Regions from separate parts of the Homo sapiens genome. Here region 1 is linked to region 2. Evidence: read pairs that join two places in POLR2A ChIA-PET (ENCODE). Cell type or tissue: CD4-positive, alpha-beta T cell. All regions are shown on one strand. Each heading gives the region's core, and the rest is flanking DNA. Links, peaks and the distances in the headings are about the cores only. Region 1 has its middle 11 kb from the start of PRDM10. Region 2 overlaps KCNJ1 (potassium inwardly rectifying channel subfamily J member 1).

Evidence for each region. ChIA-PET counts read pairs that join two places held together with the same protein. Peaks named below come from ENCODE experiments on the same cell type or tissue, not always from the same donor. Only the 100,000 strongest peaks of a DNase experiment are listed, where the experiment ranks them.
Region 1: POLR2A ChIA-PET joins it to region 2 with 5 read pairs; 2 of 35 experiments call an interaction of 5 or more read pairs at or near these places.

The regions. Positions count from the first base shown.
Region 1 is chr11:130,006,212-130,021,719 of GRCh38, reverse strand. No RefSeq gene overlaps it. Among named protein-coding and RNA genes, the nearest start is that of PRDM10, 11 kb to the right of the region's middle. RefSeq lists an enhancer at 2,234-2,283 and a cis regulatory region at 14,483-14,829. In CD4-positive, alpha-beta T cell, for the core only: no CTCF peak of the experiment used is centred there; no DNase peak of the experiment used is centred there.
Region 2 is chr11:128,842,971-128,857,472 of GRCh38, reverse strand. It overlaps KCNJ1 (potassium inwardly rectifying channel subfamily J member 1), which reads left to right. Exons shown (of 3, transcript NM_153766.3): 2 at 6,583-6,752. It overlaps LOC107984409 (a long non-coding RNA gene), which reads right to left and starts at 40. Exons shown (of 3, transcript XR_001748442.2): 1 at 1-40. RefSeq lists an enhancer at 11,926-12,025. In CD4-positive, alpha-beta T cell, for the core only: no CTCF peak of the experiment used is centred there; no DNase peak of the experiment used is centred there; H3K27ac peaks cover 558 bases.

The DNA.
Region 1 (15,508 bases), core at 4,459-8,458, 1.2 Mb before region 2:
TGGCCCGCAAGCGCCGCACGCAGCCTGGGTTCCCGCCTGCGCCTCTCCCTCCACACCTCCCCGCAAGCTGAGGGAGCGGGCTCCGGCCTTGGCCAGCCCAGAAAGGGGCTCCCAGAGTGCAGCGGCGGGCTGAAGGGCTCCTCAAGTGCCGCCAAAGTGGGAGCCCAGGCAGAGGAGGCCCCGAGAGTGAGCGAGGGCTCTGAGGACTGCCAGCACGCTGTCACCTCTCAGCTACATTGCCCAGGCTGGTCTTGAATGCTTGGGTCTCAATCAATCTTCCTACCTTAGCCTCCCAAAGTGTTGGGATTACAGGCATGAGCCATTGTGTTCAGCCTCAAGGCAGTGTTAAATAATATATGGGGCATCGTTGTCACCTCTTTTTTTTTTTTTTTTTTTTTTGAGACAGAGTCTCGCTCTGTGGCCCAGGCTGGAGTGCACTGGCACCATCTCTGCTCACTGCAAGCTCCGCCTCCCGGGTTCATGCCATTCTCCTGCCTCAGCTTCCTGAGTAGCTGGGACTACAGGTGCCCACCACTGCGCCCGGCTAATTTGTTTGTATTTTTAGTAGAGACGGGGTTTCCCCGTGTTAGCCAGGATGGTCTCAATCTCCTGACCTCGTGATCTGCCCTCCTCGGCCTCCCAAAGTGCTGGGATTACAGGCGTGAGCCACCGCGCCTAGCTGTCACCTCCTTCAAAAAAAACAACAACAACAAATAGAGACGAGGTTTGTTACCCTCGCTATGTTGCCCAGGTTGGTCTCGAACTCCTGTACTCAAGTGATCCTCCCGCCTCAGCCTACCACAGTGCTGAGATTACAGATGTGAGCCACCATGCTTGGCTCTATTTTTCTTTTTATCATCTATTTTTTTATAGGAATGCTTCAGTTGATTATCATAAGTAGGATATTGTAGAGGGTTGAATTTTATCCCCCTAAAAAGATATTCAAGGTCTAATCCCCCTCCCCCTCCTCATACCTGTGAACGCAACCTTCTTCAGGAATAGGGCCTTTGTAGATGTAATAAGTTAAGATGAGTTTATACTTGATAAGGGTGGACCCTATATACAATGATTGTTGTCCTTGTAGGGAGAGGGAGATCTGGAAATGAATACAGTTCAGGCAAGACGGGCAGGTGAAGAAGGCAGAAGCAGAAAGTGAAGTGATGAAACTGCAAGTCAAGGAATTCCAAGGATTGCTGGCGAACACAGGAATTTAGGAAGAGGCAAGAAAGAATTCCTTCCCAGAGACTTCTGAGGGAATACAGCCTTGCCGATAGCTTATTTCAGCCTTCTAGATTTCAGAGCTGGGAGAGAATGAATGTCTGTTGTTTCAATCTTCCAGTTTATGGTAGTTTGTTCCTAGGAAACTAATACGTATATTGTTTATCTTTGAAAATAGGTATTTGAGAACATTTCTACTTCTCTTTGACTAGGATATTTTGTAAAATTAATAAGGAATAAGCACTCTTTAATCAAATAAGTTTTTTGCATCTTGCTTGCTAAAATGTATGCATTTTTTAAAAAGTATGTATTTTAGTTTTAAAATTGTCTGTATATGTATATGCACATGAATTTAATATTTTATATAAATCCATAAATGCAATCATGTTATATATCTTGAATTTTATGTTTTTCATATTGTGGTCTTTTTCTTCTCGTTTTGCTTTGCACGCTCCTCTTCTCCTGCCCCTCTGCCTACTTCACCCTAATCCACATACCCAGGTAACTGTATATTCACAGATGTTTATATATTTGCATACACACACACACACACACACACAGAGATTTTTTTTTCATTATTTGTTTTACAAAATGAAATATCACACATGTGATGGTCAACTTCATGTGTCAACTTGATTATTCCCTCAGTTACTAATCTAGCTGTTGCTGTGATTAAAGTCCATAATCAATGACTTTTAGTAAAGGAGAATATCTTAGATAATCTGGTTGGGCCTCATCCAATCAGTTGAAAGGCGTTAAGAGTTGAACTGAGTTTGCCGGGCGTGGTGGCTCACGCCTGTAATCCCGGCACTTTGGGAGGCCGAGGTGGGCGGATCACCAGGTCAGGAGATCAAGACCATACTGGCTAACACGTTGAAACCCCGTCTCTACTAAAAATACAAAAATTAGCCAGGCGTGGTGGCGGTTGCCTGTAGCCCAGCTGAGGCAGGAGAATGCTGTGAACCTGGGAGGCGGAGCTTGCAGTGAGCCGAGATCGCGCCACTGCACTCCAGCCTGGGCGACAGAGCGAGAGATTCCGTCTCAAAAAAAAAAAAAAAAAAAAAAAAGAGTAGAACTGAGGTTTCTGGGAAGAAGAAATTCCACCTGCGGGTAGCAGCCTCAGCCCATGCCAGAGAGTGCCACCTGCCCTTCCTTGTGGCCTGCTCTATGGATTCAGACTTGCCTAGCTAGACCCGATGATTAATCGATCAATTGTGTAATTGAATTTCCTTCAACAAATCCCTTATGATGTCTCCTGCTGTTTCTGTTTTCTTAATTGAGCCCTGACTGATGTAACAGACTTTTTCTCATTTTGCCTTTTTCATTCAGCAATATATGTTGGAAATTATTCTAAATCCACTGACATAGCTACTGTTCATCCACTTTAATTGCTGCATACTATTTTCTGGTGTAGATATGCCATTAATTTTTGACTGTTTCCAGTTTCATGCCATTATGGAAAACGCTGAATTAAATGCCTTATATTGGTTATTTTCTTTCCTCAAGATAGAATCCCAGAATGGAGAACTTTTGAGTTAAACAATTATACAAACATCTCTTATAATATGTATATAGTCATAGTCATCCCTTGGTATCCTTGAGGATGGGTTCCAGGACACCTGTGGGTACCAAAATCCACAGATGCACAAGTCCCTTATATAAAATGGCATAGTATTTGCGTATAACCTACACACATCCTGCCATATCCTTTAAATCCTTTCTAGATTACATATTACAATACCACATAAAAGTGATGGTCAATTTTTTGTGTCAACTGGTTATTCCATCGACGACTAATCTAGGTGTTGTTGTGATGAAAATCTATAATCAAAGACTTTTAGTAAAGGAGTATATCTTAGATAATCTGGGTGGGCCTCAGAAGGGAAGGGAAGAACTGAGATTTCCGGGAAGAAGAAATTCCACCTGTGGATAGTAGCCTCAGACCATCAGCCTCAACAACAATACAATGTAAATGCTATGTAAATGGTTGTTATACTGTATTGATTCTTTTTTTTTTTTTTTTTGAGACAGAGTCTTGCTCTGTCACCCAGACTGAAGTGCAGTGGAACTATCTCCGCTCATTGCAACCTCTGCCTCCTGGGTTCAAGCAATTCTCTTGCCTCAACCTCCCGAGTAGTTGGGATTACAGGCGTGCACCATTACGCCCAGCTAATTTTTGTATTTTTAGTAGAGATGGGGTTTCACCATGTTGGCCAGGCTGGTCTCAAACTCCTGACCTCAGGTGATCTGCCAGCCCCGGCCTCCCAAAGGACTGAGATTACAGGTGTGAGCCACTGCACCCGGCCTTGGGTGGGGACACAACCAAACCATATCACCACTATATACTTGATTCTTATTTGTATTATTTTTAATTGTAGTATTATTATTTTTAATTGCTTTTTTCCAAATACTTCAAATCTTTGCTTGGTTGAATCCATGGATGGGGAACCTACAGACACAGAGGGTGGACTGTATACCTTTATACATATTTAATTTTAATTGATGTTACTACCTCCCTTCCTAAAAAGCTGGAACAATTCATAACACCACTAATATTGTATGAAAATACAAAATCATAGGTGCTACTGTTCTTTTTACCCTTTTTCTGTCTGATGAACATAAAGTGATATTTATAATAATAGTTACTTTAATTTCCATAATTCCTGATATGTAGTTTGAGCATTTTTAATACAGCTTCTGGCATTTGGATTTGTTTTCCCTAAAATTTTCTTGATATTCTGTGTCTATTTTATCATTGGGTTGTTTGCCTTTTCTTATAAATTTGTAAGAAATTCCTCTTTGTTCTCTGGTCTTGCTCAGTGGCTCATGCTTGTAATCTCAGTATTTTGGGAGGCCAAGACTGGTGTATTACTTGAGCCCAGGAGTTCAAGACCAGCCTGGGCAACATAGCAAAATCCTCTCTCTACAAAAAATAGGCCTGGCTCAGTGGCTCATGCCTGTAATCTCAGCAATTGGGAGGACACGACAGGTGGATCACTTGAGCCCAGGAGTTTGAGAACAGCCTGGGCAATATGGCAAAACTCTACAAAATAAAAGATAATAAAATTAGCCAAGCATGGCAGCGTGCACCTGTAGTCTCAGTTACTTGGGAGGCTGAGATGGGAGGATTGCTTGAGCCTGGGGGGTCAAGGCTACAGTGAACTGTGACTGTGCTACTGCATCCCAGCCTGAACAGCAGAATGAGACCTTGTCTCAATTAAAAAATAAATAAACAAAACGAAATTACTCTTTGTTCTATCGCAAAAATTTTAATGTACTGTTTATTGAATTTATTTATGGTATGTATAGCTAAAGTTTTTGTTTAGCTGTATGTAAATATGCCTATTGTCTTCATTATAGTTTTTGTTTGTTTGTTTTTACAATTACAGTTTCTCGGCTTCAAAACTTGGGTAAAGAAGGTCACCATTGTCCCTAGAAGAGATGGTACAGGTAGCATCTTAGATTGTCTTACAAGATGTATATTTATTTATTTTATTTTTTTTTGAGATGGAGTCTCGCTCTGTCACCAAGGTTGGAGTGCAGTGGTGGGACCTCGGCTCACTGCAAGCTCTGCCTCCTGGGTTCACGCCATTCTCCTGCCTCAGCCTCCCATGTAGCTGGGACTACAGGTGCCTGCCACTGTGCCCGGCTGATTTTTTGTATTTTTAGTAGAGGTGGGGTTTTGCCGTGTTAGCCAGGATGCTCTCAATCTCCTGACCTTGTGATCTGCCCACCTTGGCCTCCCAAAGTGCTGGGATTACAGGCGTGAGCCACCATGCCTGGCCTTGATGTTTATTGCTTTATTGTTGTATTTGTCTTTAGTCTTTTTTAAATTATATATTCACCTAAAAAAACCCAAGAGACCATAATAAATCTTAATCATATTTTAAACAAAGGGAGAAGTAAATTCTCCTTTTCAAATTCTTAGCCAACTTAAAAATGTTCTTTGATTATTATAATTTTCAGAAATTCCAAAGCAATTTTAATAGCACTATTGAGTTATAATTGACATATAATTTCAAAATGTTGCCTTTGGAACTTTTGCAATCCCTCCCCTGCCAACCTCTCTTCACTCCCCAGGCAATCCCTGATCTGCTTCCTATCACTGCAGATTAGTCTGCATTTTCTAGGATTTAATGTAAATGGAATCATGCAGTAAATACTCTTTTGGGGAGTCTGGTTTATTTTACTTAGGATAATTATTTTGAGATCATGTTGTTGCACATATAACTAGTTCAGTTCTTTTTATTGCTGAATAGTACTAGATTGTATGGATATACCACTTCTATTGGTCCATTTTCATGCTGCTGATAAAGACATACCTGAGACTGGGCAATTTACAAAAGAAAGAGGTTTAATTGGACTTAACAGTTCCATGTGGCTGGGGAAGCCTCACAATCATGGCAGAAGGCAAGGAGGAGCAAGTCATGTCTTACATGGATGGCAGCGTGCAGAGACGGAGAGAGAGAGAGAGAGCTTGTGCAGGGAAACTCCCCCTTATAATACCATCAGATCTTGTGAGACCCACTCACCATTGCAAGAACACCATGGGAAAGACCTGCCTCCATGATCCAGTTACCTCCCACCAGGTCCCTCCCACAACACGTGGTAATTCAAGATGAGATTCAGGTGGGGATAGAACCAAACCATATCATCACTATATACTTACCCGTTCAAATGTTAATGAACAATCTAGTTTTTGGCTATTACCAAATATAAACATTCATATACAAGGCTTTTTTTTTTTGTAAGATAGGGTCTTATTCTGTCATCTAGGCTGGAGTGCAGTGGTGCAATCATGACTCATTGCAGCCTCAACCTCCTGGGCTCAAGCAATCCTCCCAACTCAGCCTCCTGAGTAGCTGGGACTACATATGCATACAGCTATGCCCAGCTAATTTTGTATTTCTTTGTAGAGATGAGGTTTTACCATGTTCCCTAGGCTGGTCTTGAACCCCTGGGCTCAAGGAATCCACCTGCCTCAGCCTCCAAAATTGGGATAGCAAGCATGAGCCTCATATACAAATTTTTATATGGACATATGCTTTCATTTTCTCTTTGGTAAATACCTAGGAGTAGAAGGACCAAGGCATATGATAGGTATATGTTTAATGTTTTAGGAAACTGCCAAGCTTTTCCCAAATTGCTCATACCATTTATATTCCCACTAACAGTTATGACAGTTCCAGTTGCTCCACATTTTGTTATTTCTTGATGTGGTCAGTCTTTTTATTTTTGGACATTCTATTAATAATAGGTACACACCTATTAGTGATATTGCATGTGGGTTTTTTTTTTTTTTTTTCGTGAGACAAGTCTCAGTCTGTTGCCCAGGCTGGAGTGCAGTGGCACAATCTCAACTCACTGCAACCTCCGCCTCATGGGTTCAAGCTATTATCTTGCCTCAGCCTTCTGAGTAGCTGGGATTATAGGTGTCCGCCACCATGCCTGGCTAATTTTGTATTTTTAGTAGAGACAGGTTTTGCCATGTTGGCCAGGCTGGTCTTGAACTCCTGACCTCGTGATCCACCCACTTTGGCCTCCCAAAGTGCTGGGATTACAGCTGTGAGCCACCGTGCTCAGCCTGCATGTGGTTTTAATTTGTATTTCCCTAATGACTGATGATGTACAGCATCTTTTCATGTGATTATTCACCACGCATATATCTCCTTTGGTGAGGGGTCTGTTTATTTGTTTTTTTCCAGTGAGAAGCCTGGTGTGGTTCTTACTTTTGTTCCCCTATATGTAGTTTGATCACTACTCTGCTGAATATTCAAGGGGGCCTTCTGTACATCTCCAGAGCTCTCTTTCTCTCTGTGTAGCTTTCTTCTGACACTGTGCCCTGCAAACTTGAGTCTCCCTGGAAGCCCAGTCATGTCTCCTCAATTCAGAGAAACTGCCAAGCTCCTCCAGGGTTTTTCACCCTGCACTGCAGTGTGTCATTTTCTGCAGGAAGCTTACGAGAGTTTCTAGAGCTTACTGCAGAGAGCAAAGAGTACGTACTGCAGCTCTAGTTAGCTGGAGCTCTAGTTAGCTGTGGCGCAGGCCTCCTCTCTTTGGTTTCTATCCTTTGTTCCCTTATGTTCACTTTCTTAAACACTGTAATTTTAAATACTTTGTCTGATTTTTTTTTCTTAGTTGTTTTAGGTGAGAGAATAAATACAGTCCCATTTTTCCATCTTGGCTGAAAGCAGAAGTTCTTTACCAAAATGTTTCTGAATTTATATAAAAATAGTACAAAACAGTGTATATGTTTTCTCATGAATTAAAAACTTTTTTATCTTTCTGTAGTGGCCCGATTTATCTCTGGCAGTGCTTTGTGTCTTAAGATCTATTTTGTCTGACAGTAATTCTAGCTTTCCTTCAGTTAGTGTTTGCCTGGTGTCTTTTTCTATATTTTGACTTTCAGCCCTTGCTGTGTCTTTTTTTTTTTCCTTTATTTTTATTTTTTAAAGTTTTTTTTACCCATGACACCTGCCCAGGAGGTTCTGAAAACATGTGCCCTGTGTCTTTATTTTTTAGGTGTCTTTTTGAAAATAGCTTGTAGGTGTGTGTGTGTTTGTATATACATTATTTGTGACTATCTTTTTCTTTTTGTTGTATTGTTTAGTTGCTTTACATGTATTATGATCTGGATTTATTATTATTATTATTATTATTATTATTTTTGAGACAGACTCTGTCACCCAAGCTGGAGTGCAGTGGCACCATTTTGGCTCACTGCAACCTCCGCCACCTGGGTTTAAGTGATTCTCCTGCCTCAGCCTCCCGAGTAGCTGGGATTACAGGTGCATGCCACCATGCCTGGCTATTTTGTATTTTAGTAGAGATGGGGTTTCACTATGTTGGCCAGGCTGGTCTCGAACTCCTGACCTCAAGAGATCCACCTGCCTCGGCCTCCCAAAGTGCTGGGATTACAGGCATGAGCCACTGCACCTGGCCTCTATTATTATTTTTAGACCGGTTTCACTTCTGTCACCCAGACCAGAGTGCAGTAGCGCGATTTCGGCTCATTGCATCCTCCACCTCCTGGGCTCAGGTGATTCTCCCACCTCAGCCTCCTAAGTAGCTGGGACTACAGGCATGTGCCACCACGCACAGTTAATTGTTGCATTTTTTGTAGAGACGAGGTTTCACCATGTTGCCCAGGCTGGTCTTGGACTCCTGACCTCAAATGACCTGCCCGCCTTGGCCTCCCAAAGTGTTAGGATTACAGGCATGAGCCACCATGCCTGGCCTCTAATATATCTTTTAGTTTAATTTTTTAAATATTAAAAATTGTTCTAGAGACAGGATCTCACTGTGTTGCTCAGGCTGGAGTACAGTGGCTATTTACAGGTATGATCACAGGATACTGTGGCCTGGAACTCCTGGGTTCAAGTGATCTTTCTGCCTCAGACTCCGGAGGAGCTGGGACTACAAGTGTGAGCCACCACACCTGGATATTTCTACAATTACATGCTGTTCTTTTGCTCCACATTTTTTTCTCTTCCGTGTCTTGCCTTTTTTGGATTGACATTTTAAATTTTTCTCTTTAATTCTATTTTTACTGTACTGTATTAGAAGTTGTGCCTGTTTATTTGCTTGCCAGTCTCCCAATTAAACATGTATTATTAATAAAATAGAAAATGAAGTATTTACCCTTCTCTCAAATACTTCAAGACTTTTAATACTTTACCCCTGATCAGCCCCCTCTGTAAGTGTGTGCTATTCTGTCTAGTATCTTAGTTTTATCGTGTCATTAATGCTGCAGGTAGACATTATTGTTTTATATATTCAGTATTGGTTTAGAATTACCTACATATTTTCTAATGTTCTGCCTTACAATTCCTTTTTAATTTTAATTTTTTTTAAGACAGAGTCTCATTCTGTCACCCAGGCTGGAGTGCAGTGGCGTGATTTCGGCTCACTGCAACCTCCACCTCCTGGGTTGAAGTGATTCTCATGCCTCAACCTCCCAAGCAGCTGGGACTACAGGTGTGCACCACCACACCTGGCTAATTTTTTTTGTATTTGTAGCAGAGATGGGGTTTCGCCATGTTGGCCAGGCTGGTCTTAAACTCCTGGCCTCAAGTGATCCTCCCACCTCCGCCTCCTAAAGTGTTGGGATTACTGGCGTGAGCCACTGCACCCACCCTAAAATAATAATAATCTTTAAAAGAATTTAGGCTGGGGCTGGGCACGGTGGCTCACACCTGTAATCCCAGCACTTTGGGAGGCTGAGGCAGGCAGATCACGAGCTCAGGAGTTCAAGACCAGCTTGACCAACATGATGAAACCCCATCTCTACTAAAAATGCAAAAATTAGCCGGATGTGGTGACACGCACCTGTAATGTAATCCCAGCTACTAAGGAGGCTGAGGCAGGAGAATCGCTTGAACCCAGGAGGCGGAGGTTGCAGTAAGCCGAGATCATGTCACTGCACCCCAGCATGGGCAACAGAACAAGACTCTGTCTCAAAAAAAAAGAATTTAGGCCGGGCGTGGTAGGGTCATGCCTGTAATCCCAGCACTTTGGGAGGCTGAAGCAGGGAGATCCACCTGAGGTCAGGAGTTTGAGACCAGCCTGGCCAACATGGTGAAACCCCATCTCTACAAAAAATACAAAAATTAGCCTGGCCTGGTGGCATGTGCCTGTAATCCCAGCTACTTGGGAGGCTGAGGCAGGAGGATCACTTGAGCCCGGGAGGCAGAGGTTGCAGTGAGCTGAGATCTCGCCCCTGCACTCCAGGCTAGGAGAGACAGTGAGACTCCATCTCGCAAAAAAAAAAAAAAAAAAAAAAAATTATTGTGTTAATTTTGGTAAAACATACACAACATTAAATTTAGTATTTTAACCATTTTAAAGGTCTCACTCAGTGGTATTAGTTATTTACATTATTGTGCAGTCATCACCACTACCCATCCTCAGAACTTACTCTATAATAAAATGAAATCACAATTCCTCCTTGCATTTTAAATCTTCCGCCTGTGATTGTATTTGTTTTGCCTCATTTAGTACTAATTCTAGTGTAAAATATTTTGGTAGTCAATTCTTTTAACTCTCATTTGTCTGAAAATGTTTTTATTTTGCCCTTGGTTGAGAGAAGCAAGTTTCTCTGATGGATCTCTCTTTAAGGCCAGTTTACTTTTTATTCACCCTTACACTTATTATATCATTCAACTTGATGAAATTATCTTCTCTTAGGCTTTATATTTTGAGTGGGCCCAAGACTCTATCACTGTCTCCTACCTATACCCTGTATATCCTTAAAATAGAAACTCAAGGTGTTAGTGTTCTGCAGAATCCCTTGATGAAAGCCAGCTTTGATGCAGGTTCATCTCCCAGGAGTTCCACTTTGGCTTTAAATTATTTTTTTTTTTTGAGACAAAATCTTGCTCTTGTCCCCCAGGCTGGAGTGCAATGGCACGATCTCGTCTCACTGCAACCTCTGCCTCCTGGGTTCAAGCGATTCTCCTGCCTCAGCCTCCCGAGTAGCTGGGATTACAGGCGCCTGCCATCACGCCCAGGTAATCTTTGTATTTTTAGTAGAGACCGGGTTTCTCCATGTTGGTCAGGCTGGTCTCGAACTCCTGACTTCAGATGATCTGCCTTCCTCGGCAGTGTTGGGATTACAAGTGTTGGGATTACAGGCGTGAGCCACTGCGCCCAACCAATTTTTTTTTTTAATGATCATAGCTTTATAATATATGTTAGCAGATCATATCCTCAGAAACCTACAAGTTTGTTTCTTCTTTCCTAATCCTTGTGTTCTTTTTCTCTGTCTTATTTGCATTGGTTAACCTCTCAGGGCCGTGTTAATTAGAAGTAGGGTAACAGCATCCATCACTTGTTCCTGACATTCAATTGGAATGCTTTTAAAAGTTTAGCAGTAATTGGCTGGGCGTGGTGGCTCACACCAGTAATCCCCGCACTTTGGGAGGCCGAGGCAGGCAGATCACGAGGTCAGGAGATCGAGACCATCCTGGCTAACACGGTGAAACCCCATCTCTACTAAACATACAAAAAAGTTAGCCAGGCGTGGTGGTGGGCGCCTGTAGTCCCAGCTACTTGGGAGGCTGAGGCAGGAGAATGGCGTGAACCCAGGAGGCGGAGCTTGCAGTGAGCCGAGATCATGCCAATGCACTCCAGCCTGGGCAACCGAGCGAGACTCCGTCTCAAAAAAACAAAACAAAACAAAGTTAGCACTAATTATATTTGTTGTGATGGCTTTTTGGACCCAGTTCTTCCTTTTCCTTCTCCTTCTCTTTCTTCCTCTCCCTTTCCCTCTCCCTCTCCCCCTCCCCCTCCCCCTCTTCCCCTTTCTCTTCCTGTTCTTCTCTTTTGAGTCAGGGTCTCGCTGTGTTGCCCAGACTGGAGTGTAGTGGTACGATCTCTGTTCACTGCAACCCCACCTCCCAGGCTTAAGTGATTCTTGTGCCTCAGCCTCCTGAGTAGCTGGTATTACAGGTGTGTGCCACCAGGCCTGGCTAATATTTGTATTTTAAGTAGAGATGGGGTTTCCCCATGTTGGCCAGGCTGATCTTGAACTCTTGACCTGAAGTGATATGCCTGCCTTTGCCTCCCAAATTGTTGGGATTATAGACGTGATCCACCACGCCTGGCCTTTGGACCCAATTTCTATTATACTGATGAAATATCTCCTTATTAAAAATCTCTAATATCATAAAATTTGGGTTTCTGCTTAAGGCTTTCTCATATTAATTGAATTTTACTCTAAAATTTAATTATCTGATGTGCTATGAAATATGAATTCCTGCTAAAGCCTTTCCTAAATCCAAGGTATTCATAAGGTTTTAATGAGTATGAATTCTTTGGTGTCAAATATGGCATGACTTCTGTTTGAGATATTTCATTAGTTTTTTTCGTTGGTATTGGTTCTCTTATGTAGAGCATTGGCTAAGAATGGACAGAAGACTTTACCACACATTTTACATTCATACTTACGGGTTCTTACATGTACAATAAGCAGTATGATTACAGAGAAAACTTCTGCACCCTTAGTATAGGGTGTCGCCCTCGTCATGAATATTGTAATATTTAATGATGAATAGCTTCTGCCCGAAGATCGTTGCACTTTCATTATCTTTACAGGGCACCCCTCAGATCTGAATTTTCTTTTCTTCTCTTTTTATTTTTTGACAGGGTGTCACTCTGTCACCCAGGCTGGAGTGCAGTGGCGTGATTACGGCTCACTGCAGTCTCCGCCTCCCCAGGCTCAGGTGATCGTTTTTATATTTTATTTTTAGTAGAGACCTCAGTTTTTATATATTTTATTTTTAGTAGAGACGGGGTTTCGCCATGTTGCCCAGGCTGGTCTTGAACTCCTGTGCTCAAGTGATCCACCCACTTTGGCCTCTCAAAGTGCAGGGATTACAGGCGTGAGCCACCGCGCCTGGCCTCAAATCTGGATTTTCTCATGCCCAGTGGAATTTGATTTGCCACTGAGTGCTTTCTCACCTTCCCTACTTGCGTAGGGTTTATCTCCAGTATGACCTCTCTGGTATAAAGTTTGACTTCCGAATAAAAGCTTTTTCATACCTACTACATTCATAAGATTTCTTTTTTATATGGATTATTGATGAATAATGAAGTTTTCCTTTTGGCTGAAGATGTTCCACATTTCTTACATTCATAGAGTTCTCATTATTTACAGTGTGAATGTTCTGATCTTTAATGAAGTATTTCTTCTAGCTAAGACACTTCCACATTGATTCCATTCCGGGCTTTCTTTCCTGGATGAATTTTTCTCATTCTCTGTGAGATGTGATTTGCGACTGAAGGCTTTCCCACCTTCCTTATGTGCATAGGAAGGACAGTCTCTCCAGCATGTCTTCTTTGGTGTCTAATGAGACTTGACATTTTAATAGCAGCTTTTCCACATTTATCATTGTTATATGATTTCCTCCCTGTATGGTTTTCCTTTTTTCTCTTTCTCTTTCTTTCTCTCCCTTTCTTTTTCTTTCCTTCCTTCCTTCTTTCTCTCTTTCTCCCTTTCTTCTCCTTCTCCTTCTTCTTCTTCTTTTTTTCTTTTCTTTTTTTTTTTTTGAAATGAGGTCTCACTCTGTTATCCAGGCTAAAGTGCAGTGGCACAATCATGGCTCACTGCAATCTCAAACCTTCTGGGCTCAGATGATCCTCCCACCTCAGCCTCACAAGTATCTAGTACTACAGGCATGCGCCACCACGCCAGGCTACTTTTTTCTCTCTCTCTCTTTCTTTTCTTTTCTTTCTTTCTTTTTTTCTTTTTAAATAGAGACAGGGTTTCACCATATTGCCCAGGCTGCTCTCAAACTCCTCACTCAAGTGATCCACTTCGGCCTCCCAAAGTGCTGGGATTAACAGGTGTGAGTCACTGTGCCACCTGGCCCCAGCTAGTTTTTCATTCAAATCTTAAAAACAAAAACACCCAAAACTGTTGCTATCTTATAAATACTCATCATCCCAGCTATCCACATTCAGATAATTCCTCACTCTCTCCTTCTCCCCGACAACCCCAAACAATCTTGTACCACATAATTTCTTACTTAATAATGTTAAATTAGTTTCCCATGGTTGTCATAACAAAGTATCACAAACAGGTAGCTTAAAACCTTAGAGATGTATTCTCTCTTGGCTCTGGAGGCTAGAGGTCTGAAATCAAGGTGCCCGCCCTGTTCCCTCTGAAGCCTCTAGGAAAGAACCCTTCCTATCTCCTTCCAGCTTCTGGAGGTTGCCAGCAACCTTCAGCATTCCTTGGCTGGTGGACACGTCACTCTCTGTTGCTGTTTTTAGCCTTCCTATTCCCTCCCCTGTGGATCTATGTCTTTGTTTTCTCGTCTTAAAAGAACACTAGTTATAGGTTTTTAGGGCCTACTTTATCCAGTATAAGCTCATCTTAATTAATTATATCTGCAAAGGCCCTATTTTTTTTTTTTTTTTTTTTGAGAGGGAGTCTCACTCTGTCACCGAGGCTGGAGTGCAGTGGCGCGACCTTGGCTCACTGCAACCTCTGCTTCCCAGGTTCAAGTGATTCTCCTGCCTTGGCCTCCTAAGTAGCTGGGACTACAGGTGCACACCACCACACCTGGCTAATTTTTTGGTATTTTTAGTAGAGACATCTTGGCCAGGCTGGTCTCGAACTCCTGACCTCAGGTGATCCATCTGCCTTGGCCTCCCAAAGTGCTGGGATTACAGGCATGAGCCACCATGCCTGGCCTAGTTCTGTCTTTTTATTCTCCTTTAATCTGGAACAGTTTTTCAGGCTTTCTTTGCTTTTCATGACATACTTTTTTTTTTCTTTTTGAGACGGGGTCTCGCTTTGTCATCTGGGCTTCAGTGCAGTGGTGTGATCATAGCTCACTGCAGCACATTAGTTGTTTTCGTTGGCCTATCTTATCTGCCATATGTTGGCAACAGATGTGACTCTTCACCTCCTATGCTTTCTTCAGGTGACTCCCAGTAAACTTCCTAGCTCTCCCTTGAAGCTACTATTGTCAAAGTTACCAGCAATTTCCACCTCTGTCTTTCCAGATCCACAGGTTAACTGTCATTATCATCAGCTTTTAGCAATATTTGCTGCAGCTGGCCACTACATCCTTCTTGAAACACTGTCTTCCCTTGGCTTCTCAGACACCATCCTCTCCAGGTTCTCCTCCTGTGTTATTTCCTTCTCAGCCTTTTGGATGGCTGCCTTCCTATCATCCACCTCTAAATTCAGCAGCTCCCATGAGCTCAGTCCTGGATACACTTGTCTTCTCTATATACACACTCTCTCTCATCTAATCCTAATTAGATGACCACACCTAATTCTATGTATTTAGATATAATGTATAATCTGATGAACTGTATTCCTATAATTGTATTTCCAGCCCTGATCTCTCTTTTGGATTCCAGCTGCCTACGTGGGGTGTCTAGTTGGATTTTCCAAAAGATATTTCCAATTCAACATGGCTACAATACAACTCTTGATTTTCTAACCATTTATCTCCCAGTGTTCCTAATCTCAGTTAAGGCATCAACATTCATTGGCCACTCAGTTTTCAACCTTAGAAGTCATTCTCGATCACTCCCTTGTCACCAGGAGCAACTTACACTCTGTTCCATAACTTATTCATTTGCAAGTTCTGTGGCTTCACCTCCAAAATATATCTGGTGTCCATACACTTCTCCCCATTTAAGCTACTTCTATTTCAGTCAAGATGGGCCATCGTTTCTTATTCAGAGCATATTGGCACAGACTCCTTGTCTCTTGCCCTCTCCCCAAACAAAATAAGCACCCTAGAGCAGCCAGTTATTTTGAAAGACAAAA
Region 2 (14,502 bases), core at 10,278-14,277:
TTAGAGTCTCTACTGTGGGTCCACATGCTGGGTATTCAGAGGAAGGCAAGACGGGCTGCTGTCCTGGAGGGTGTGTTCTGTAGAGGGGAGATCGACAATAAGTGAATGCATCACCAGCAGGGAAATAAACAACCAACCTGACAGCCACTCTTGATAAGAGATGGAAAGAAGCCAAGACAGGATGGAGTTCCCACTGGAGCAGTGGGTGCTACCTTAGATTGGATGCTAAAAGGCTCTCGAAGAAGGTGGTGATGGAGCTAGGTCCCTAGCGACATGGAGCAGCCAGACATGGGAAGGCCTAGAGCGGAGCAGCCCTGAAGGAGGAAGCAGCAGGTGCCGAAGCCCAGGGCAGGAGCTGCGCCGCACATTGCAGAGCAGAGGGGGTGGGAACATAGTGAGCTAGGTGACAGAGGGGATGACTTTGGGCTGTGGAGTGTGGCAGAGTCCTGGCTATATGGGGCCTTGAGGTCATCAGAACAGGGGGAAGCTGAGAAAGGTCTCAGCAAGGCAGCAGCATGATCCGATTTTCAGGACTCCTTCCTCACTCTGACGGTGTGGACTCTATTATGAGGAGAAAGAGGCGGTGGACAGATCAAGGAGCAGGCGAGTTTTGTAGCCCAACCAAGGAATTATGGTGGCCTGGCAAGCAGAGGAGATGAAGAGAAGAGGACAGACAGGTCCTGACTATATTGTGTAGAAAGAGCAGACAAGATTTGCTGATGGATTGCGTGTGAGGTGAGAGGAAGAAAAGAATTAAGGGTGAATCAAGGTTTTGCTTGACTCGGGGGTGGGTGTGCCATTGACAGGGCTGAGGATGATCTGAATTGAACAAAACCAACATGAAATCAGTTGTATTCAGTGCTAAGAAGGAAAAGAAGATGGTGCTAGGACATTTTTTTAGAGTAGGAATTTCAGTCCAAGATGCCTATGCCCAGATGTGCTGTCCCAGCGTACATCACATGTGGAGCTGCCCCTCCCCTGCTCCCTCTTCTGCGGTCCTCTCTCTGCCCTGCACTCTGAGGGTGCACATGCACCTCTCACCCCAGCCTGGTGGCCATGGTACCTGCAACCCTGGCCAAGAGCTTCCAGAGAAAGGATCACGCCAGGCATCCATCACCAAGCCCTGTGCCCTGGTTGCCTCCGGGTCTGGAAGGCTGGTCGTGCTAACCTCAGAGGAAATTCAGTTGGTCTGGCACAATTGCATCCTTCTCGTCTAACCTAATCTCATCATTCCATGGGCAATCTTTTTCTCTCTGATCCACAGCCTTTCACCACTTCATTAATTTGTCCCTAGCAGCCGGATAAACAGTCTTCTCCCTCTGGGCCTCATGTACACAAAGATGCTTCTGACAGGCCCCTTGAAAGCAGCTCAGAGCCTGCTGTCTTTTCCCGCCCGGAAGTTCTGGTGGGAGAACCTTCTTTAAGAGGCTCCAGGAGGGGATGAGGGGAGGGAGAAAGAAGACTTCCCAAGACCTGGCAAGAGCCCCGAGCAGGACTATGCATCCTTCCTGCATTTCCTCTGCAGCTCACACAGGCACAGTGGTACCGTCCTTGGGTCTGGCAGGTGAGAGCTGCCTGCCCAAATCCAGACCTGGGAGTTAAAACTGATTTCCCCAAGTGCCAACTCAGCCTTTGGCTGTCCCAGTCCTGATCTCTTCATCAGAGCCCCTCAGCCCTGCTAAACAAGGAAGGAGCCTGGCATTTATTGTGGCTTTCCCCATACCAGATCCTCTACTGGGCCTTCCCACACTTAATCCTATCTCAGCATTGGGAAACAGATTTCCTTATTTCCATGTTCATGGAGGAGAACGTTCAGGTTTAGAGAAGCCAAATAACTCACTCTGATAACAAGTGGAAGAGGTGACGTTTAAGCCCAGCTCTACACCGCCTTATAGCCTATCCCCTCACTATTTTCAAGGCACCTGTGGAGCCCCATCTTTGCTTTGCCAACCTCATTTGCTGCCTCTTTGCAATAATGTCTTCAATCTTAATGCTGATCACAGCTTGGACCTCACACCCTCTGGGTGCCAGGGAGCCAGCATTTTGGTTAGTACTAAGCCCAGTTGTCAATCTCATCACAATTCCTAGAGGGCTTCCTTCTATCCTCTTTTCTCCATCTGCTCCAGTGAAGCTCAGGGGACCTTGGCAAGGTGGGAAAGGTCAGGACTCAAATGATGTTGGGGAAAAAGAATAAACCCATCACTGAAAATGGGTACAATTATTGGAAATGTGGGAGGGTAAGAAAAGTGAATCAGGAAGACAGTATGTCCAAAACAACAAAAAAGAAAAGAAAAGGAAAGAAAAACCGTAAACAGCTCACAATGAGCTCCAGGGTTTTTACTGCTCCTTACGTTTCTTAGCAACTATTTTTTGTTTGTTTTCCAGGCTTAATCGATTACATTGAGAAATTAGCTCTGTAAAATCCCCAGGTGAGCTGCTGGGTCATGCACCAGTAAGCTGCAGAGCTGGAATTCAAGCCTGACTCCAGATACGTGTTTCAAGGCCAGAGACTCAGTGGGGAGCCTGCACGTGCGCTCCAGCTAGACCACCTTGTTTCTTTTCATAGGAGTTAGTACTCATAGCACACCAGGGGCTTCAGTTTCTTTCCCCAAACCCATCGTGCATCTATGATACTTAAGAAGATCTAGGTTTGGCCCTGCAGGTGTGTCATCAAACAGATCATTACGATTTGTGCTAATCCAGATTAGGATGTTGAGAGGTGGTGGTTGGGGACATTCTTTGTAGCTCTTGATAGTGGCCCTTATTCAGGAAGTACGCAAGGAACATCCAGCCCTGCCTTTGAGAAAGGGCCCAGCCTCTGGACATGCACAGTGGGAGGTTTCTGTCATTCTCCCGTGAGTCCTTGAATGTAGACTCAACACAACTCTGTGCCCTGTTGTCACCCAAGAAAGCAGCAAGGTCCCCATCCCAGTCACGTTCCATCCCTCTCTCTCCTTGGTGTATGTGGTGTGGGGTGGGGAGCAGAGGTAAGTAGTGGCACGGGGGAAATGTGGGGCAAGGCGGGGTTTTGAATGGGCCCGTGGGCCTCTGGCTTGTCTGCGAGGTCATGCTGAGTCTCTGGAGGGGCTGGCTCAAATGGGAATTGGAACATCCGCGCTGCTGACTCCAGGAATACAACAAGGGCTATGGGCAAGGAATAAAATGCTCAAAAACATTCAAACAAAAGATGTGCTGAAAGAAGGAGAAAGAGGGAGAAAAGAAACCGAGCTCCCAGGAGAGCCGAGAGAAGGAGCTCTTGCTTGGCTGGTGCAGTAGGAGGGACCCTGTGAGTTTCCTCCCATCCCACAGACCTGCCCTCTGGCACTGGGAGGTGTGAGGGACTTCACCCTGGAGCTGCCAACCCAGGATCGTAACCAAACACCGTTCTCAGACCTGCAGAGCCCAGGTGCAGGTGGATGGGTGGGTGGGTGGGTATGAGGGCCCACGGGCCAGCCTGGACTGCTTCACCCAAACACACCTGGGCAGCAGCAGGGAAGAGCTTCTCCTGCAGACCCTGGGAGAAGAGACATCTCCCACACTAGCAGAGGTTCTGTTTAGCAGTGAGGGTGAGCAGAATAATACTTTCCGTACTCCAAGCTCTTGTGGCAGAGAAAATCATTCTGATGGTGGTGCCTTCAGGAGCACAGTAACCACTTGCTAGAGAAGGCAGGTGCTGAGTTCAGCCGAGGTTCCAACAAGGGCCCAAAGGCATGGGGAAGTGGGTTGAGAGTTGAGGGGAAGTCGGTCGCGACTGTACTGTGTGACAGGCACTTTACATGTGTGTTTTTTCTATCCCAGCTTTATTGCAATATAATTCTCATAAAATAAAACCCACTAATTTGAAGTGTGTAAGAGGTGGTTTTCAGTGTATTCACAGAGTTGCACAGCCATCATTACAATCAATACCGGAACATTTTCATCACCCCCAAAAGAACCTGGTGCCCATTAGCAGTCACTCCCCATCCGCCTCTTCCCCAGCCCCTGGCAGCCACCAGTCTAACTCTCTTTCTCTGTAGATTTGCCTATTCTAACATCTCATCTACATGGAATCATACAATCTCTGGCCTCTTTCACTGGCCAAATGTTTTCCAGGTCCATCCATGTTGTAGTATCTACCAGTACTTTATTCCTTTTTAGAGCTGAATAATATTCCACTGTATGGATATGTCACATTTTATTTATTGATTCATCAGCTGATGGACATCAACTGTTTCAAAAGCTTCCACTCTTTGGCTATTATGAATAATCCTGCTATTCACATACTCATTTTACGTGGATATGTGTATTTCTCACTGAATCCTCATAACAACAAAGGCACTAGAATCATCAATATAGTATGGAAAAGTGCAGCTCAGAGAGGTTAAGGAACGTCTTTGAGACTGAAACGCTTCTTTTGATTTGGCTTGATTTTGATAGAATGGCAAATAAGTGGAAATAAAGTGGAATTTAATTTTACCTTTTCCAGGTCATTATACACACCACTGAGTGAAAAGAAACAAGGAAAGGAATGAGAGAAAGTGCGTCAGCAGGCCTTTTGTAGGTACCACCGGCCTCTCCTGAGAGGTCGGTCTCAGTGAGGGCCCTGAGCTTGCCTGCCTTGGCATGGCTCTAAGGTCTAGGGGGATGCCCCCCTTCCTGCTTGTCTTCCTTGTTTCAGAGGCAGACACGAGGATTGGTCAAGAGCAGTTCAAGACATTTGCTGGAGGACGCAGCTGGGAAGTCTCCCGGGCAGTGTCCTGTTCTGAGAGGGCTCCTGGGTGGGCTGTGCCCGGTAATGAGGATGGGGGCATGCTAAATGCCAGCAAGAAGAGCCCCAGTGAGAAGACTCCAGCATTTGCTGAAGGGCAGCTCTATGGCATGGAACAAAGGGTCACCGAAGCTGCTGGCTCTGCTCCCTCTGGCTCCAGGGCTTTCCCAGAAAGCACTTGAACATGGGAGGGTGGGTGATATGACGTGCCGCTCCATTAATGTAACTCTGATGGCTTGGCAGAACCCAAGCCGAAACTGGTAATCATTGACCCTTTGAGGGTCAATGATACCCGTGGGCATAGCAACGGAGTCAACAGAAATGCTGGCTCTTCCACTAATCCCCTAGAGCCTGGCTCTTCTCACCTCCTTTCTGAGAAGCAGGATGCTATTGCAGCCTGCACAGTAGCAAGAGCAGCCCAGGATTAAAGGCCTCACAGATAGGGACAAGATTGCCTCCTTTCATTCAATGCATGGCAGGAGCTTGAAGGAGAAACTGGAGTTGCACGTAGTATGACTCAAGGTATTAACAGCTTGATCACGTTCTATGTCCAAGTGTGGTCTAAGCTCTTTCCATCCATCTGTAAGATAGATATAAAAGCCCCCATTTTTCAGATGAGGAAATTGACACACTGAATACCCAATGTTAGAGCTAGTAAGTGACTGATTTCAGATTCAAACACTGGAAACCCACTTCTTAAATCTTACCCCATAGGCCACTTGTTGGGACTGGGACAGAGAAACTTCAAACACGCTAAGGTGTGGGCCTAGAAGGCATCCAAATCCCTCTCCAAACCCAAGCACGTGGTGCTCTGTGCCTTAGATCTTGTGTGTCTGTGGAAGCTGGGCTACACCAGCCTTCTTTGCCTCATGCAACATAATGAATACTAGTCTCCGAGTGTCCATACTGAAGACATTAGTTGAATTTTTTCCATTTTATAAATTGTCAAGGTTGGGCATCCTATATGTTTTCTTTAAAACAAAGTGTACATTCTTGTTGCAGACGCTCGGTAAAGCATGTTCAGGCCTCCCGTCCACATGGAATCCATTCCTTTCTGGTCTGGAAAGACTGAGTTGATTTAATACCAACCCAAACCACACAGAACTAGAAGGGTCAGACTAATAACAGATCTCTGCACACATAATAGCTACAACTTTTTAATAAACACTGGAATTCCTTCATTAAACTCCAGTGCCATTTGAGGTGGGTGGCTGAATATGAGACTTAAGAACAGTTTCATTACAGATTTATCCGGTTTTTAGAACAACCATCTCCTCCTCAACACACACACAGGATAAACAAGTGGAAGAATGATTATTTGATTTGCAAAAATTATTCTTCACTTTATAAAATAATCCACTATAGGATTCCTATAAATATCTAATATCCTAATGCATATGTAATATGATTCACCATACACAATTTCTGTCTACATACATCTTTTGAGAGTATACAGTGATTTCAATATGGAATTATATATCTAGATGTGTACAATGATATTTTCAAGGCAGTGGTGTTCTTTTTAATAGTAATAAGAATAAACAGACCATGAGAACAGGAAAGACTGTGGATCATTGTGTTAATTTACTTTTCAATCCTAAATTCACTAGAAACTAGAATGGGCTAGTTAGGGAGATGTGGCCTCAGTGTGTGGTAGAGGTTTGAGAACTTGGGTTAAAGTTGAGTCCACTGGAGCCCAAGCTGACCTTTCTACCTTTGCTGATGTGGAGGGTCCTGTGTGTTCCTGGTCCAAACTAACTGAAGTTTCACCCTGGCTTCTGTGTGGGCCTGTCCTCTGTCTCCAGACAGTAGCCATATGTGTTGTATTTTACCAGGTTTCTTCTCTACTGTGCCTTCATCCCCATCCTGGGCCCTGACAAAGACAGTGTGACAAGTTCTGAGCCCCACAGGTGGAATCCCAAACCAAGCAGCTCTTGCTGGTCACCCCAAGATCTACTTATACATGAAGTTTTGAAAATCATCTCCTGAACCTCTTCTGACAGAGGTGAGTGGCTTGATTTTCAATAAGCAACTATTGGACACCCCAGGCTACAAGAAAGCTAGGTAAGCATTTGGTTATGCAGAGCCTCTTAAGCAAAGGCTGTGGGACCTAGTCATTTGCCCTTGCAGGTTCTGCAAGTACTGAGTCCCACCACCAGCATCAGAGAGTGGTGTTAGGCTGGCATTGCTCTCTCCACAGCCCCTTTCAAAAATCAAGCACTTTGAGTCATTTACACCTTCCTATATCTGTTTATTTCCTTGACAGATACCTGTTGAGCCTCTGTTCTCTGCCTGGTGCTGGGGTAGGCAGGGACTGGGGACATGGCAGTGGAGGAGACAGCACAAAAGTAAATGTATCAGTTAAAATTACTGTTCATACCACAAATGAAAGGAAAGCATACAGTCAAATTTTGCAAGGAGAGGAAACTTGATTTAAATGGGGAGGGGGATCTTCTTCCTTCTTTGAGAAACTGACATTTAAATGTCTTTCTGAGAAATGACATTTAACTTGAGGTCAAGAAGTTGGCAAGGGGGTGGGTGTGGCGTGGGGGAGAGTAGAGCTCCAAGGGTTTCCAGCCGAGGAAATAGCAGGTGATGTAGGCCCAGAGAGGTTAAACGACCTGCTCCAGCCTCTATGGTTGGAGGCGGGGGGGCCCTCCGATGTGTCCTTTTTTGCCTTTGTATTCCCAGTCTGCTTCCTGGACATGACCTCAGTACTGACTCCAAGGTCAAGAGCTTTGCCCTCTGCTAGAGCAGTGAGTGTATGGGGCTGGCTCATCGTCACTGGCAGGTTTGCCTTATCCACCAGGTGGTGGGTTGGCGGGCGGGCAGGAGGGGTTGGAGGTGTTGCCTCCTCTTCCCACAGGAGCCATTGTCATCACACCAAACTTCTGCCTATAGAAGAAGTAACAACACCCTGTAGAGGCCTACAGATGTCCCTAAGTGTAAAATGTCACTCCCACAACCTCAGGCCGTTTGCTTATGCCAGGACAATCCACAGAAGCTTCCAAAAAAAAGTATGATGCTGGACAGTGTATCTTCAGCTGCTCTCATGGCTGCTTCTTAATTCTGTTGATATCATAACCATTTCTAAACTCTGCCTGGCTCTGCCAGGCCCCTCTCATGACATCAGGGCCTATGGTCTTCTCCTCCAACACACACCCTCAGATCCAACCCAGGGTACCTGCTGCCCTCTCCATCGAGCTCTCTCCTTCCTCCTCTTGTAGTGCTTTTGTAGATGCTGCAAAACCCCAGAAAACTGTCCCCTCCTGATCCTTTTATGCTCACTATCTAAAAAGGTTTGGACCCTTGCTAGCTCTCACCCTCTCATGTGATCACTCACACAAAGCAAGGAAATGTATAGAAAACCATTCCTGGCGCAGAGTAAGTTGATGCTGAATAAATATTTACTTTCCCTCTACATTGTTTACCAACTGTGTTACATATGCTTTAGGGCTTAAAAGCAAAGACTTGTCAGTTGGGAAGATCTAGATTCTTCTAATCTTTGCTCTTTGGGCTTTCTGCTTTGTGACCTTGGATAAGTTGCTTAACTTCTCTGAGCCTCAGTTCCCAGCCTCCTAGAGTTACCATGAGTTTAAATCCAACAACACCTTTAAGAGATTTTGTATCCGTGCCTCGGATGACACTACAGGCCTTTGGGGGCCCAGAATGCCACTACTCCAGAGGGGCACCGCTGGCATCGTGCTCCAGGGGGCGCTGTTCACTGAGACTGCCGCAGCGTGTGTCTCCAGCAACGGGCAGCAGACTACAGAAGCCCATTCTGGCCGCCTTAATGGCCATTCCACACTCTCTGGAGACTGTTATCAGCCCCAGCCTTTTTCTTCATTCATCTGTGCCTTGCACTTCCATTTTTACCTTGGTTTACCTTCTCAACCCTGGCTCAATCCACTTATATCCAATAAAGCAACACTTTCCCTTAAAGTGCAGTACTCTGAATTTTAGAAGAGAAAAATTCTTAGAAAATCTCTAGTATAGCCAAGTAGCTCCCATTGTGTGGCAGTGAGTTTCTCCTGTCCCCTAGGGTGCTCCAGCTCCTTGTCACTGTTCCTCACAGCCCCTGAGGATGTGCTGCTCTCTCTTTAAAACTCTGAACAGGGCAGGGATCAAGTGCTTCTTTTGGTCTTTCTTCATACAGCTGAGACATGCTAGCATTTCTGAAATATCTTAAGAAACTATTATGAAGAACAACAGGAAACAATATTGGAAATACAGAGGCCAGGCATGGTGGCTCACACCCGTAATCTCAGCACTTTGGGAGGCTGAGGGAGGAGGATTGCTTGAGGCCAGGAGTTCAAGACCAGCCTGGGAAACATAGTAAGACTCCATCTCTGCAAAAACAATAATAACAACAAAATCAGCTGGGCATGGTGGTGCACACCCGTGGTCTCAGGTACTTTTTTTTTTTTTTTTTTTTTTTGAGACGGAGTCTTGCTCTGTCACCCAGGCTGGAGTGCAGTGGTGCGATCTTGGCTCACTGCAAGCTCCGCCTCCCGGGTTCACACCATTCTCCTGCCTCAGCCTCCTGAGTAGCTGGAACTACAGGCGCCCGCCACCACGCCCGGCTAATTTTTTGTATTTTTAGTAGAGACGGAGTTTCACCATGTTAGCCAGGATGGTCTCGATCTCCTGACCTCGTGATCCACCCACCTCGGCCTCCCAAAGTGCTGGGATTACAGGCGTGAGCCACTGGGCCCAGCTGGTCTCAGGTACTTTGAGGCTGAGGCAGGAGGATCTCTTGAGCCCAGGAGGTCGAGGATGCAGTGAGCCGTGATTGCACCACTGCACTCCAATCTGGATGACAGAGTGAGACCCTGTCTCAAAAATAAATAAACAAATAAGAAACAAAAGAAAAGAAATGAAAAAGAAAATACATACAGGATAAGCATTCACCTTCCAAAGCATTGATTTCTGACTACAGCAAATGTGGGCTGCCACCAAAGACTGGTAAGACCTCACAAACACCCTGCCCGGGTTCAGGCTTCACTAGCTCCCAGTGGTGGGGACATCACAGCTTCCAGCGCTTCCCACTGGGACCCAATCAAGGTGCCAAGAAGAGGTATAGGTTTTTGTGGTCAGAGTATAGTTATCTTAGGATAACCAATGGCTTTGGGAAACAAGTTAGCTAGATAGAATTCAAAAGCCGAACTTGAAATTTTTAACTCATTTTAATGGCTTTTTCTATTTAACTTGGCTATATCCTTGATTCTTCACTTCTTCATACAGAAACAAACATATGTACCAATTGCACATAGGCATGTAAGACTTGTGGAAGCCACGGAATGGAATTGGTTCTCACCAGTGGGCTTGTAAAGTGGTTTTGTTGTGTTATAGTTACACTTATTTCCTGTGCTCTTAGGGTCTTCAGTGGTCAGTGCCCTCCAGTCAGAAAGCACCAGTAGTACCCTGTATTTGAGCAAGTTGGACTTTTTGCAGCTATGGAGAACTGCACCATAAACAATCATGGGGCGTCTCACTGAGAGGGTTTTGGAAAGGACTTGCATAGGATCTGGGCATGTTTCAGGTGATGCGGCGGGGGAGGCTTAAGGAAGCAATGCTTTGCTCTGGATTAGGGGCTGTTAGGGAGTAGTGATGATTCTATGATCAAATATGTTGATAATTCTTATTATCTAGGTGAGAAGACTGACATGAGACTAAAGCTGTTCTGGGGAAAGAAACAGCAGACACTCATCAGGATGGGGGGATATTCGGCCATTTTGTGGCTTGGACAATGTTTGTGTTTTGTTGGTGTTCAGACATGATTACAGAGTGGCCTTGTTTTATCCCAATCCATCATGATCTGAGTGGCCTGGTCTGAGGCTGATGATTTGTGAGATTGCTTGTGTTTAACAGGAGCAAGACCCAGCCTCATGTGCCAGGAGAACCAAGACCTCGCCGGTAGTACGAGGTCACCTTCCAGTGGCCTGCTTTTCCACAGATCCAATCCTAGTTAATCCTAATCCTAGGGTGAGAGAAGAACAGCATCAAGCCTCGGTACCGTCGCTCTGTTCAGCCTTGCCAAGGATAATTCTCTCCCTCTATCCTGTTCCCACCTCTCCAAGACAAGTCTTTTGCCCTGATTATAGAGAAAACCTTTATAAAACATGTTTGTATTTTCCAGATCTTCTGTTGCGCACTGGGAGGATGGGCTCTGAAGCTAGCATAGTTGATAGACCAGATATGTTGTCAGAACCTTCATCACTCTCACGGAAGCCTTTTCCTCCATTGGCTGTAGTCTCCAATATGGCCCATTTCGCTCCAGGAGGTAGACCCCGATTGGCCTGGACCAGTGACCCCTGATTAAACTGCCATGCTAGTTTGAAATTTGGGAACCAGTTATAATAATTGTAGCTATTTATTGCATAATTACTATTTTCTAGGAACTTTACCTATGCTATTGCATTTAAATCATACAACAATGTTTGAGAGTATATTATAGCCATTTCACAGGTGAGGAAACTCACCTGTATCAGCAAAGGTCAGTGGTTTGCTTAGCTCACCTGACTCTTGGGTGGCAGAGATAGGGTTCAAATCAATGTCTGTGCTAACCCGAGCTAGAAGCCCGTCGACTCTGCCATGCTGCCCCTAGCTGTTACCTCTTCTGGGAACATTACTGGCCAGGATCTCCTATCTTCTCCTGATCCCCTGTGCACAAAAGGACAAGTTATTCAGAAAGTGATACTCTGGATGGCTGGCCCAGAGACGCCTACAGAACACAGTGTGCCTCCTGAGAGTACCAACACCATCAGACCTTGTGATGCTTCAGCCCTTTTTCCCCAAGCTCTCTTCTCTGGAAGGAGGGAGGCACCTAGGAAGGCCCTTGCTGTACACACACCCTGGATACAGACACACTCTGGTTCATAGCAGTGGGGACCCAGGAGTATGCTCACCCTACAAAAAAGTAGGGTATTCCTGAAGTGCATTCCCAAGTCTAGCCTGGAAGAGTCCTGAAGCTCAGATGCCCTCTTCTATGCCCATGAGGCCAGGAAAGATGGTTTCTACCAGCCTTGCCAAGTTCTATCTAAAAAGAGCCCATGCTGTTCCCATGTGAGCTGCCTGATAGTGGTAAAGACATCAGAGATAACTTCTCTGGCATTACCGAACAGAAGGGAAATGCCACTCTCTGTCTACTACAGGTTCTGGATGTGATAAGTGTAGTCTGTGGAGCTAGATGGTTTACTGCTTCTCGGGGCTCTGAACCTTTGCAGATCCAGCAGGGTGGTGATCCTCCAATAGCTTGAGATGATTTTCATAGAAAACAGGAAGTCCTCCACAGCAGCAGTTAGATGCACTTGTTTTCCTTCCTTAGCAAAGCTGAGTAAGAATACAAGCCCAACACCCACCCAACCTTCTGGGTCTCCTCTTTGGGACTGCCTTAACATCGTGTCCTCAATCATTTCAAGGCAGCAAACCTGCCACATTACAATTCTTGAATTACTTATTCGTGAACAACTTGAGAGCAGGGACTGTTACCTTGCATTGTTTCCTAGCATAGCACCTGGTATATAGTAGATGCTCAATAAATAATGTGTTTGTTTAATTATATTGATTAAGAAGGAAGGGGCTCTGCCCCATAATCCCATTCAATCATTGCAATGGAAAATCCTCAAGAAATGTTTCCAGATTCAATCGACTGTTGACAAAGCAGTAATTTTTTCATAGAAACGAATTTCTTCTCCATCACGGTTAGAAAGGGACTAGAGAAAATCATCTGACTTCTCCTCTCAGGCCACATAGCTCATATTTCCTACCTCTAATCTGAAATCCTGACTCTCAGAAATGTCCTAAAGTTACCTAAGGATGTGCATGAGCTATGAGAGGTTTGGCTGAAAGGCAGACTGCAATAAGTGTTTTTTTTTTTTCCATTTCTATAGAGGAACAATAGACTTTTAATTCTAAATCAGAAGCGGTAACAGCCATGCCTATTTTCCCTTTCCCCTCTTTGACATAGTGGCTGTTTGACTGCTGAGCAGGCTGGGGTGGTAAGTGCTGTAAGAAATCCCAAATTCTGAATGAATTGTTCTCAAGTGGATGTCTGTGGAAGAAGAGCTTCTGCACCTGGGTTCATCAGATTCAGTAAGGACCACAAACTGTTGGTCCCTCCCTTAAAATGAGCACATGCTGATTAAAGTAGATGTTGCATAAAAATGAAGCACATATTTTTATGGAGAAAAGGAAATTCAGGAAGAAAATATGTTTGCTTTCAAGAATTTGAAGGGCTGTTAAATGGAGGAGACTTCAGACTTATTTAGAATTTTAATGAGATTTCTCTGAAGCACAACTAGAACAATGTTCTTTATAACAGTTTCTCCTTTCGTTCTATGAAAAAAACCTGTCAAATGGTACACCAAGTGCAGAGTCCGTTGGCCCTAGCTTGCCTTTGCAGCCCAGTGTCTCACTGAGGCTTTCTATGCTCCATTATTTGCTTACTTGGAACTTCTTTCAGCTCCCCCATGTTTTCTTTCCTTGGTTGCCCCTGCCTGGGTCACACAGAAGACTACCCTGTAGTGTGGTTAGTAGTGCACACACAAGACATCTCCATTAGAGTGGGAGCCACCAGATACTATGTGATATAAGTGACAGTAAGCTCATTGATTTTATATTCTCATTGATTAATGTATTTATCATCATTCAGCAAATATTTATAGAGTTTCTACTATATGTGACTCTAACTCATCTTCAGGGCTTGGCCTCAGGGTTACAGTTCTGCTCATCAAAATAGGTGCTCCCCAGAGTGCTCCCACTGTTTCATATCCTGGCATTCATCACTGGTCATTTCATAGATTATTGACACATTTGCACCACCCTCTCTGCTGAAATGGGAGTTGCATGATAACAAGGACTGAGTCCATTACTTCTCTGATGTCTAGCACAATGGTCAGCACACACAGTCAACATTGGGTATCAACATATCATCATTGAATAGTGATTGATAAATAAATTAATGTATACATAAATGCAATGAGTTTTCTGCCAGTTGAAGTATGTTTGCAAAGAAAGGGTGGATCCCCAGCTGATGGGGATCTTTTTAAAAAGTTATTCTTTTTGGCATTATACCAACCATGCTCGGTTGTGGTTGATTTCCTTAGTTCACTTCCCCATTAGACTATGAACTCCTTGAGAACAGGAAGAGTTCTATTTGTCTTTGAAATCCTACAGAACAAGCATACAATCAGTGTTTGGGAAGTGCACAAAATGTCTATTTTCTGAGAATGGATTGTTTATAGAACAAGAATGCTGAGGCACTAAAGAAAAAGTGGCAGTAATGTAATCCGCTTGTTTTGCCAAGCCACTAAAAATACCTTGGTAAATATTAGCTAATGTGCAGCCCTTTGCTTGCTATTAAGATTTACTGATTTCAATAGAAAGGAACCTAAAAACTGAGCATATTATATAACCCAGACACCAGGGACAATCTCTAATCACCTAAGAGTTCATAAAATACATATTGGCTCTGTCTGTGGTTAGATTAAATGCCATTATCTAAAAAAAGTAGGATCTGTGCAATAATAGGTCTGCCATGTGAATGACAGTTTTGGTTAGTGGATGAATTTATCCTGTATCATTGCATTCTCTAAGAATAATCCCTCTCACTCTGAACAAATAAATCAATAGCATTGGCTAACCCAGTGCATGTAAAAAACACCTTCAGTAAATGCCAGGTTTTCCCGAATAATAAAGACTTCCAACAATAAAGACTTCTTTTAAGTCTGTTTCTTACATAACTGTTGTATGGA